Linked DNA regions of Homo sapiens: region 2 is linked to region 1. Evidence: read pairs that join two places in POLR2A ChIA-PET (ENCODE). Cell type or tissue: IMR-90. All regions are shown on one strand. Links, peaks and the distances in the headings refer to the core of each region. The heading gives the core; the rest is flanking DNA.

Region 1 (5,380 bases), core at 248-5,247:
AAGCAGCAGCTAATTCAAATAAAAAACCCACCTGTTCTTTGCCCCCTAACAATGTGTGAAGGCAAGAAATTCCGTCTTTGAAATACTTGCCTCCTGCTATTTTATTATCATCATTATTATTATTTGCATTTTACTGGCTTTTCCACGTGAAATGTGGCTAATAAGAACAGAAAGAATTGTAGCAAAGGGGCAGCAGGGCTACTAACTAGATGCAGGGAAGGAAGAATATTCTCCAGTCTCTACTCAGAGACTGTCCATCTTTAAGACTCTCATCTTCCTTAAATCTCCCCTGGACTGGGGTTACAGAACATCCACCTCACTCTGTTCTGCCTTGCCCTGGTGCCTCTAATCCTATAGAGGACTTAAGCAAAGATTTGGGGCTTATAACAACTGCTAGACCTCCTTCCTTTGGATCAAAGATGCTTAAGCCTCCAGCCTTGAAACTTAAAAGAAAAGGAAATCCTTTGGATAAACACCATCTTTCATAAACATCTCTCAAACACACACCCATCCTGCGAGTCAGGAGTTCCAAATTCTAATTAATTGCACTAATTTCTACTGCTAACTCTGGGCCCAGTGGAATGAGGAGGCTTTTGGAATGTTAGAGAACTTTTTTCTCCGGGGCAGTGAGAAAAGACTTGTTATCAGGCACAGATGACTTCAAATATTCACGACTTTTTGACTGTATCATCATTACCTTCTGGAAAGAAGACTGGCCCCCTGTCACCTCCAGGCATCTGTGGGTGGCACATCCGTCTCTCTATCCTCCCTCCACTAGTACTACCCAATGTCCCATGGTCACACCTCTCTCAGCTGCCATTTCTAACTATCCCCGCATTCTTTTTTTGGAAACACAAATCTTGAATATTTAGCCTGTCCCATTGCCTTCCATTTCTTGTTTGGGTTCCCTTCCTAACCCCCACCACGTAGCTTCCAAAAACATCCCTGGATGGAAACAAATCTCGAAGGCCTTCCTTGCAGCCCTGCCCCACGGCCTTTACTCCACTTTCATTCCGTCTCTACCCATTCTACAGTGCACTACCAGGACGACTCACTTTGTCCTCCACAAAAAATTTTTTTGCCCCACGCAAGACGTCTTCCTTGATAGTAGCTCCCATAAAAGAAGCTTGGAGATTTTAGTTGATCACAACTGCAGCATTGAGGCTAACAACTGAAGCAAATAGGGCTATATTCCTAGAGGTATATGCCTTTCAATGAAACCATCTACACTAACAGAGAGCTGATGGACCTGCTACCCTCTCATCAGGCATATTCTATTTAGCCTAGGGCAGCCATTCTCCAAGCTCAACTGCCAAGATCCTTTCAGTGAGGGAGCCTCCACAGAGGTAACATATTTTCATAGTAATACTAAGATGTCGTTTGCCTTTTTCAGTGTTAACACTTGCACTAAGGGTATAGAAAGCAACAGTGGAAGAAACTGCTGGCACCTTGGCGAGAATTAACATAGTGGCAGCAAACCATACTTGGCATCATCAATTGTTCGCCAGCTCACCCTCACGATTAAAACGAAAGCAAGCAAACAAAAAAAATTAATGCCCTTGATGAAGTGGTAAAAAGTAATTTATATTAAATATTGACTCAACCACATGTCACTTATGTATGTGGCACAGTGAAATGGACAGTTAGCCTACAACATTTCTGCTGCTGACGGAAGTACAACAGCTGTCTTGAGGAAAGCAGTCATGTGACAGAGTTGCCAGCTGAACTAGCCGCTCATGCCACGGAGCACCATTCTTACTTGAAAGAATGACCAACAAATTGTAGTTATTCCAACTTGGGTATTTGGCAGGCATTTTCTCAAAAATGGACAAAGTGACAAAGTGAGCCTGTCACTTCAAGGAAAATAACAGTATTTGTCACCAATGATAAAAATAGAGCTTTCAAGTGAAAATTAGAATTTTGAAAAAGTTGTATCAGCCACCATGAGCCTGACAGCTTCCTAATGCTTGAGATCAGTAGAGACATTAAGAAATGTGATTTTATGATATTGTATAATGAAATGAGTCAACATTTTGAAGACCTGCATAACTTGGTGAACCTATATTTTCCAAATGATCAGAACATTACACTAAGCATGGGTAAAAGATGCACTCAAAGTGCAAAATAGACTAATGAATTTTAGTGTACAAAAAGGTCATTGATAAGATGTCAGATATCACATTGCCACTAACATTTAAGAAACTACCACTTGTTGGCTGGGCACAGTGTTTCATGTCTATAATCCCAGCACTTTGGGAGGCTGAGGTGGGAGGACTGCTGGAGGCCGGGATTTCAAGACAAGCCTGGGCAACATAGTGAGACCCCATCTCTACAATTAAAAAAAAATAGCCAGGCATGGTGGCACATATCTATAGTCATAGGGACTTGGGGAGGCTGAGGCAGGAGGATCACTTGAGTCCAGGAGTTGGAGGCTGCAGTGAGCTATGACCATGCCACTGCACTCTAGCCTGGGTGACAGAGCAAAACGCTGAAAGAAAGAAAGAAAGGAGGGAGGGAGGGAGGGAGGGAGTGAGTGAGGAAGGAAAGAAAAAGAAAGAAAGAAAGAGAAAGAAGGAAGGAAAAAAGAGAAAGAGAGAAAGAAAGAGGAAAAAAACTAGTGAAGTACCAAAGAAACAAATCTGCATAGGCTAGATATCCTTCATTGACTTCAACCAACAACCAACACATACTGCAACAGATTGACTGGAGAAGCACATGAGAGTCTAGCCTAGTCTTCTATTAAACTAGACTTTAAACAGCCATGCAAAAACGTAAAACAATGCCTCTCCTCTCATTAAACATTTTCTGTTTTGGAAAATATATTTTTTACTAAAAACTGTTATTTACATTAACATGTAACAGTTTTGTTACTCTAAATGAATAAGTAAAAATTTTGAAAATTGTTCTAATTTCTGAAACAGTAAATATCAAAAGACATAATCAAAACAAAAGACATAATCATGAACAGAAGCTCTTTGGGTAGTCCTAAAATAAGTTTTAAGAGTGTGAAAGGGACCGAGACCAAAAGGTTTGAGAATAGTTGGCCTGGAGAAATAATCCTCAGTAAGATGACTATGGGCCAGGTGCAGTGGCTCACGCCTATAATCCCAGCACTTTAGGAGGTAAGGCGGGCAGATCACTTGAGGTCAAGAGTTTGAGACCAGCCTGGCCAACATGGCAAAACCTCATTTCTACTAAAAACACAAAAATTAGCCAGGCGTGGTGGTGCACGCCTGTGATTCCAGCTACTTGGGAGGCTGAGGCATGAGAATCCCTTGAACCCGGAAGGCGGAGGTTGCAGTGAGCTGGGATGGCACCACTGCATCCTGGGTGACGGAGTGAGATTGTGTCTCAAGGGAAAAAAAAAAAAAAAAGACTATGTAAGTCAAGGTTGAAAAACAACATATTTTAAAACTGGTAAAGATTTGAGGGGAACATAAAAGGTGCCTTCTGATATCTGAAAGGCTGATAGGTAGGGAAAGAACAGGTTTTTGTTGTTGCTTTTGTTTTTTAAACTCCAACGGGCACATCTTAGGATTAGGATGGTGGATTTCATGTCATTATTCGACTTTTAAAAAACACAATAAGGATTAGTTCTCTCACTTATACACATGGAAATCAGGCCCAAATAGGTGATGTGAGTTGCCTGAGATGACATAGGTAGCAGCAAAGCCAAGATTAGAAACCAGTTATCCGGATTCTTAAGTCTGTAATCCCTCTGTGCTGAGAGGTTCTGGACTCTGTGTCACAGTGTCCAAAGAATATCTAGGTAACCCGATGTCAGGCTACTGTAGAGGACATTCCTTATCAAGGTGATAGGACCAAGCTCAAAGCTGCCCTCCCCTCTGAGGACCTACAGTGCCATCGCTTTGATTCTGAAGAAAGTGTACGTATCCATGGTTTCCGAACTTCTAGTGTAGTCCCCAGTGGAATTCTGAACAACTCTGTCTCCTTTCACATGTTCTAAAATCCCTGATATATTATACATATTGACATTTTAAAATAAAATATACATACCACTCTTTTAAATGTACTAAATGGATTACAAATACCATAAGAATTTGACGGCAACCATGACCTATTAAAAAACTCAAGAACAAGCTCTTAAGTCAAATCTTGTATTCTTACTTTCTCTATGTAAAACTGTATTTCCATTCTACTTCTCCACAGAATTTTTTCTTGATGTAATATATTTTTATGTTTGAAAGTTTTTAGTCATTAGCTTTTCATAATTCTCTACAATAAAAAGATGTATTTATGCATACAAAATGATATTTTAAAAAATGTCCTACTTTAAGGCTTTGTTAATTTACAAATTCTGGATTGGTTTATTGCAGCTATTAGTATATAACTGATCAACAAACATATCACAAATAATTATTAAACACAAAGGTAAATTTTTATTGAGGTTTCTTTTTTTTCTGTTTGTTTGAGACAGGGTCTCACTTTTACCCAGGCTGGAGTGCAGTGGTGCGATCTCAGCTCACTGCAGCCTCCACCTCCTGGGCTCAAGCGATCCTCCCACCCCAGCCCCTCAAGTAGCTGGGACTACGGGTGCACACCACCACGCCTGGCTAATTTTTTTTTGTATTTGTTGTAGAGATGGAGTTTCCCTATGTTGCCCAGGCTGGTCTCAAACTCCTGAGCTCAAGCAATCTGCCCACCTCAGCCTCTCAAAGTGCTGGGATTATAGGTGTGAGCCACGCGTCCAGCCTTAATGAAGGTTTCTTACTGCAATAGTGAGTTGAATTGCGACAGGTTCTCCTCTTGTAAAGGGGGAGAAGGGCAGTTTTGAAAGAAAGGTAGGACAAGGAAGCAGGTGAAGCTAGTCTTCAGGAAATGCAATTTGCAAAAAGCAAGAGAAGAAGGCTTAAGATGTGGAAATGGATTTCCTGAAAACCCTCCCTGCCATCATGTCCTTTGGAAAGTGTCTGTGAACCCCAGAGGCAGCTGTCCTCCCATTTTAACATTTTGTTAAAATGTGAAGTAGTATAAGCATTATTAAGAAGTAATTTGGCATACAAATCTCTAACACTCAACTGCCAATGAAAACAGTCAGGAAGGTTCCTGATGCTTCAACTGCCATACCCGAGGGGCACATGACCAAAGAGATACCCATTTTAGAGGATCCTAAAAGGATTGTGCTGTGGAATTTCACACTCATGTAAGCTGGTATGTGTCAGCCTTGTGATATCACCTTCATCATCCCTGTTATGTCCACATACATGTCTTAGTTTCCTCCACTCATTTATTTAAAACATACTTGTTTAAAAATCTACCACTACATAAATGGAAAACTAGTCTTACATTTTTCAAGCTGTCTGTATAGCACCTAAATGAACTTTGTAAACCATCAGGAGTATGTGGACCCTGCTAGAGC
Region 2 (5,380 bases), core at 161-5,160, 1.0 Mb before region 1:
GGTTCACTCTTAGTGTTGTACATTCTGTGGGTTTTGACAAATATATAATGACTAACTGCTTTTCAGATGCAATTCTTTGTGCATGTTTCAAAGGCATAATATTATAACGACTAGACAGTCATTGCTGGAAGATACTGCATCCAGAAGTAATTGGTCTGGACATGTGAGTGGCCAAGGACCGTCACAAGGAGACAGAACTTCATCAACTTCATCAGTGACTGTCTGAGATTTGGGGGGACATGATGATTTCCTGGGTCGTGTTCGGCCCCCAGATCCTGAGGTCTTGTAGCCTAGCCGTACACAATCAGGAACAGATTTCCAAAGGCATATTCTGTGAGGGGTGTTGCTTACAAACTCCAACCGCTAGGATCCTCACCACGAAGACCAGTTGGAATTCACTATGGCCAGGTTGTTATTCATTTAAAAGTATCTGCAGAGAATTCTTTTTCTCAAGACCTTTCAAAGATGGTAAAGTGATTGAGGATATGGAATAAGATCTTTGTGGTTTACTAAACTGTTAACTATTTATAGCATGTATTTATGTATATAATAAACTATATATAAGATACAATATGGGTTTGATATTAAATTTGACTCCTCTTCACTGAGGAACTGGTGAAACCTTAGTCTTGAGGTGAATGCGCCACAGTTCCCCGGGTATGTGCCAGGAAAGACACTGACAACTGGTCATGGAAACCGCACTGCTCTCCGACTCCTATCACCAGCAGTGTTCCAGGCCTGCTGCCAATCCATAGTCACTTTGATTTTGAAACCAGCTGTGGGTATCCTGACCCCCCTCAGGTCTTTTGTTGTCATCGTTCTTTGTCATCCACTGATCTTTTGTATCCTACAAGTCTGCAATTGAAACTGTCTCATCCTTGTCATTAGGGCTTTTAGATTGAATGTTAGAAAGTCTCAGTTTTTATATGCAGTTGTTCTAGGCTGCTGCTTAAGGGCAGTATCTTCATCAATTTCATTTCTAAGGAAGTGTCCCTCCCTTGAATGCTTGCTTTATGTAAAGCTGGGGCTGGAGCTGCACCTCAGGAAAGGATGCCTTCTCTCTCATCTGCCAACTTCTGTCTCTCTGAGCTGTGGCATGTCCTATAACAGGCGAGATTTGCCTTTTCTAAGAAAATAAGAAACTACAGGTGGAACAATCTGAGCAATGGTCTCATTCTGCACAGAATGAGCCCTGTGGTCCTTCTCATCATTCTGTAAGAATGACCCTCTGGCTGGAGCTGCCCAAGGGGTAACTTTGGGGCCACTTTCACAGGAGAAGTCCTGCACATTCCATGGCTCCATCTTCTCCCAGTGATTCAAAGTGGCCTGCCAAGGATCTGGTGCCATGTGGTACATATTTTCTGGCAAGACCACTGCACCTATTCACATGGTCAGCTAAGTAATCCCCAGCAGGCCATCCTCTGATTGGATTTGTCATCGAGCAATTGATTGTTCATTAATGCCAACAAGTATTTATTGAGCATAGACAGTGTTGCAGGTCATGTTCCCTGGGAAGCAGACTCTGAGATGGAGTTCATCATGCAAAACGTTTATTAGAGAGTGGCTTTGGCTTTACACTTGGGAAGGAAGAGAAGCAAGATTGGGCAGAGGGAGCAGTTGGGCTCTAATGCAATCACAAAGGCTCAGCTGACCCTATAAGGAGTTCTGAAGCTGGGATGTCCCTTCAGAACTGTTCCAGGTTGGGGCAAGGGGGCCAGACCTTCATATGCCCTCATTGATCAGTCATTGGGTACAGCTGCCCCTGGGAATGGGGTGTGACATAAGCAGTGAGGAGGCAGAACTCTGCAGGTGAGGGAAATTTCTGGAGACAGCTTGAAGTGGAGCAGCTGGATGAATAAGTCCTTTACCACTCAAAGGGGAGCTAGGGAAGTAGCAGGGTATGTATTGCTCTGTGCGAAGCATATTCTGTGCCCCTAAGAAGCTTATTATCTAGATAGGTGGAATTAAACAAGTGTGCAAGTGACAGTGTTATAAGGTGGCATCAGGCAGGTGGCACTTCCAAAGCTGTAGGGGTTTGCAGATGGCAGGGATGGTGGGAGTGGGGTGTCACATTTGCTTGGAGGAGATATTTGCACTGGGTCTTGGAGAATCCTAGCTTGAGGATTTTTGTCATTTTCTAGTCATTAGCCTGATTGAAATCCTTGGTGCATGAAGAGGACTTCTTTCACACAGACCACTAAACCAGGATTACAGACTAGACATTAAGTAAATCCCCAGGGCTGATAAATAACATCTGGCCAAGTGCTATAGCTCAGAGTTAGTTTTCTTGTTTTCTCTTCATCTCAAGAAGTTCCAGGAAATGTCGCTGAAGAGTTCAACGCTATCGTTATCTCAGGCCTCAATTCCTGTGGCTCTTGGATGCACCAGGGTATCAAGAGGATAAGCTGCAGCTGCTTGAGGCTGAAACAGTTACTCTGCGCAGGGCAAGAAGCACCAGCTGAGTTCTTTGCAGTGAGTTATATCTTTTCATTCCATTGCATATTCCTGAAGACTAGGCTTTTCTGGAATGAGGGGAATTGCCTTGTATGGCCAAGAAAGCTGTGGAGACATTTAGGAAGCAGAGATGATCTGGAGGGGAATTCCACATATAAGCAGGTGCCCACGTGGTGTCAGGTCCAGATACCTGCCTGACACTCCTCTCTTGCTGCTTTCCTTGCCAGACTAACAGGAACCCCTCTCACTGGGCTTAGGAGGCTCCTGTTAGACTCATATCCATGACCAGAGTCAGGGCTGCAGCATCTGACCCCATGGTCACACATACAGCCTCTTAGTTCTTCAGATCAGCCAGCTGTTCCATAGCAAAACTCAGCCCTGTAGGATGGAGCAGACATGGATGATGGGAATGGAGAGTGTGTGTGTGAGAGAGGGAGAGACAGAGACAGAGAGAGAGAGACTCTGTGTGTGTGTGTGTGTGTGTGTGTGTGTGTGTGTGTGTGTGTATGCATGCATGCACATGCACGTATGCATGTATTAGTGGCCTAGAGAGGACAGAATGCCCAGTCAGGAGAGGGGTGGTCCTCTGGCATCCTGAGCTGGGCCTGGATGGGCAGGAGAACAGGAGGGGGTGGCCTGTGAGAAAGGAAACCTGGACTGAAGTCAGATTTCACCAATGTTATGATGCCACTAAGCTTGAGATTCTTTCAAAGGTGAACCAAATCCTAGTTCTGCCCTGTGATGGGACTGAGATGCAGTAATGGGTCCCCTCCTTTCCATAATGATCTGGCATTTGCCACTGCCTTAGCTCCTTGTCTTCAAGGAGGTTTAAGAAATGCTATAAAAAAGCACTGGCTGTCAGAAAAGAAAACTTTACAACATAGTGTGATCCTGACACTTTGCAAATGAAGAGAAACATTTGCCATTAGAGTCAGGCGTTCAACACACTGGAGGATCTGCTGTCAGCCTTGGAGTTCTCAGGTGGTCTGCATCGTAACCAGACTGTCATGCCGCAATATACCCAAACCCACCCCAGTGAGTGCCCCTTGAGTGTCCACAGCCCCTTGTCAGCACCAGATCATGATGGCTGGGAAGGCAGGCAGGGACTTTGGGATATGCATTTACCTAGGAGGCAGTGGCCACAGTAGGCTAGGGCTGCAGGTTCCCCACAGGTCATCTCCAGGCCCCTGGGCACCTTTCAAGTATTCAACACTGTAAACATTGCTGCACTCAGATCCTTGGCAGGATCCCCCAACTCCACATCTCTTCTAGTCTCTTTTTCCTTTGTACTTTTACAGGGCTTGATTCTTTCCTTCCTTCCCATGTATAGGATTCTCACCTCTTCCCTGAAGCATGCCTCTTCTAGCACATTGGCAACAAAACTCTCTCATGTAGAGTGTTTACATTGTTGGTGAACTTTCCCATCTCCTTGTTGCCTCATATCTCCAAATGTCTGAAGTGACCCCACTTGGGGAAAGAATAAACAGAGGCACAAAGAGGCCCCATGGCTTGTTCTGTTGGAGGAACTCAGGTCACCAGATGCCCATGCACCTGCTCCCGCCAGACTCTCTCTGTGGAGTTGGTGTTTTTCTGTGCTGACCTGCCCTCAGGCCATGGCTGCCACCACTACACTTCAGTGATGCGCCCTGGGGTGGGGAAGGGTACCCTACACCTCATGAAATTCTAAGGGAAGGACATAGAACTGCTACTTCTGACATGTCCTTATTTTATAGCCTCAACTGTCTAACATGCACATATTCATCCCAATTAATTCTTAGGAAGGGATTCTTGCTTTGAAAATTCCCCCGCAGCATTCTTTCTGAGAAACGCTGTCATGTCCTCTCCTATCTTCAATTATCTTGCAAAAAACCACCTCTGTGTAGTGTCCCAACCTGACCCAAACACACATAGAGATGCACAAACACACACACACACACACCCTCCATGAAGCCTCTCCTGCTGCAGCCTAGGTCCCCTCTGTGCAATCTGTACATGGCAGCAGTGCTCAGGCACCATAGGTAGGTGGGCAAACACAAAGTGGCAGATGGTTGCTTACGGTGCTACCAGTGTTGCCATTGTTTCTCCAACCTCACAAACAAGACTTCCAGCTTCTTGAGCAAGTATAGGAAGCTGCAAAGCCAGAGAGCTGCTGTTACAGCTGTATAGCTGCTGGGTCCACCTCTGGCATGATCTACTACAGCACAGTCTCCCACAAGTATATCTGGTTGGCGGGACCTAAAATCACATCCTGAACCTGGCTGCAAGGGAGTCTGGGAATTGTAGTTTTACTCTTTCCAACCTGGATATCTCCCTGTGTAACCCTAGGCAGACAAATACCCAGTCAATCCCCAGTACCTACATTCCTGAAGAGAGAAGGCAAGTCCTGTTCTCATTTGACACTGTAAGTGGGAAGTTCTCTAACTTAAAAAGTCACACTGAAGGGTGGAGCTAGGATATGGCAGAATACAACTCAGACACTGAAGGGCTTTATGTGAATCACCCATCCCTTCAGCTTCCAGTGACCTCAGTTCTTTTTTTTTTTTTTTTTTCTTTGAGACGGAGTTTCACTCTATCGCCCAGGCTGGAGTGCAGTGATGTAATCTCGCCTCACTGCAGCCTCCGCCTCCCAGGTTCAAGCGATTATTCTGCCTCAGCCTCATGAGGAGCTGGGACTACAGGCACGCACCACCATGCTCGGCTAATTTTTGTATTTTTAGTAGAGATGGGGTTTCACCATATTGGCCAGGCTGGTCTTGAACTCCTGACCTCGTGATCCACCCACCTCGGCCTCCCAAAGTGCTGGGATTACAGGCATGAGCCACTGCACCTGGCCAACCTCAGTTCTTAGGAAGGCAGGAACTTGGTTTCCAAGAAACTTTCTTTGCTTTTCACTTGCTTCATGGGCTAAACTATTGACAGACTTACC

What was found. Peaks named below come from ENCODE experiments on the same cell type or tissue, not always from the same donor. Only the 100,000 strongest peaks of a DNase experiment are listed, where the experiment ranks them.
Region 2: POLR2A ChIA-PET joins it to region 1 with 9 read pairs; 2 of 35 experiments call an interaction of 5 or more read pairs at or near these places.

Annotation. Positions count from the first base shown.
Region 1 is chr2:30,243,955-30,249,334 of GRCh38, reverse strand. All of the region lies in intron 2 of LBH (LBH regulator of Wnt signaling pathway), which reads right to left. Among named protein-coding and RNA genes, the nearest start is that of LBH, 15 kb to the right of the region's middle. In IMR-90, for the core only: no CTCF peak of the experiment used is centred there; no DNase peak of the experiment used is centred there; H3K27ac peaks cover 1,543 bases.
Region 2 is chr2:31,271,534-31,276,913 of GRCh38, reverse strand. No RefSeq gene overlaps it. Among named protein-coding and RNA genes, the nearest start is that of EHD3, 40 kb to the right of the region's middle. In IMR-90, for the core only: a CTCF peak has its summit at 2,226; a DNase peak (open chromatin) is centred at 2,383; H3K27ac peaks cover 1,223 bases; H3K27me3 peaks cover 427 bases.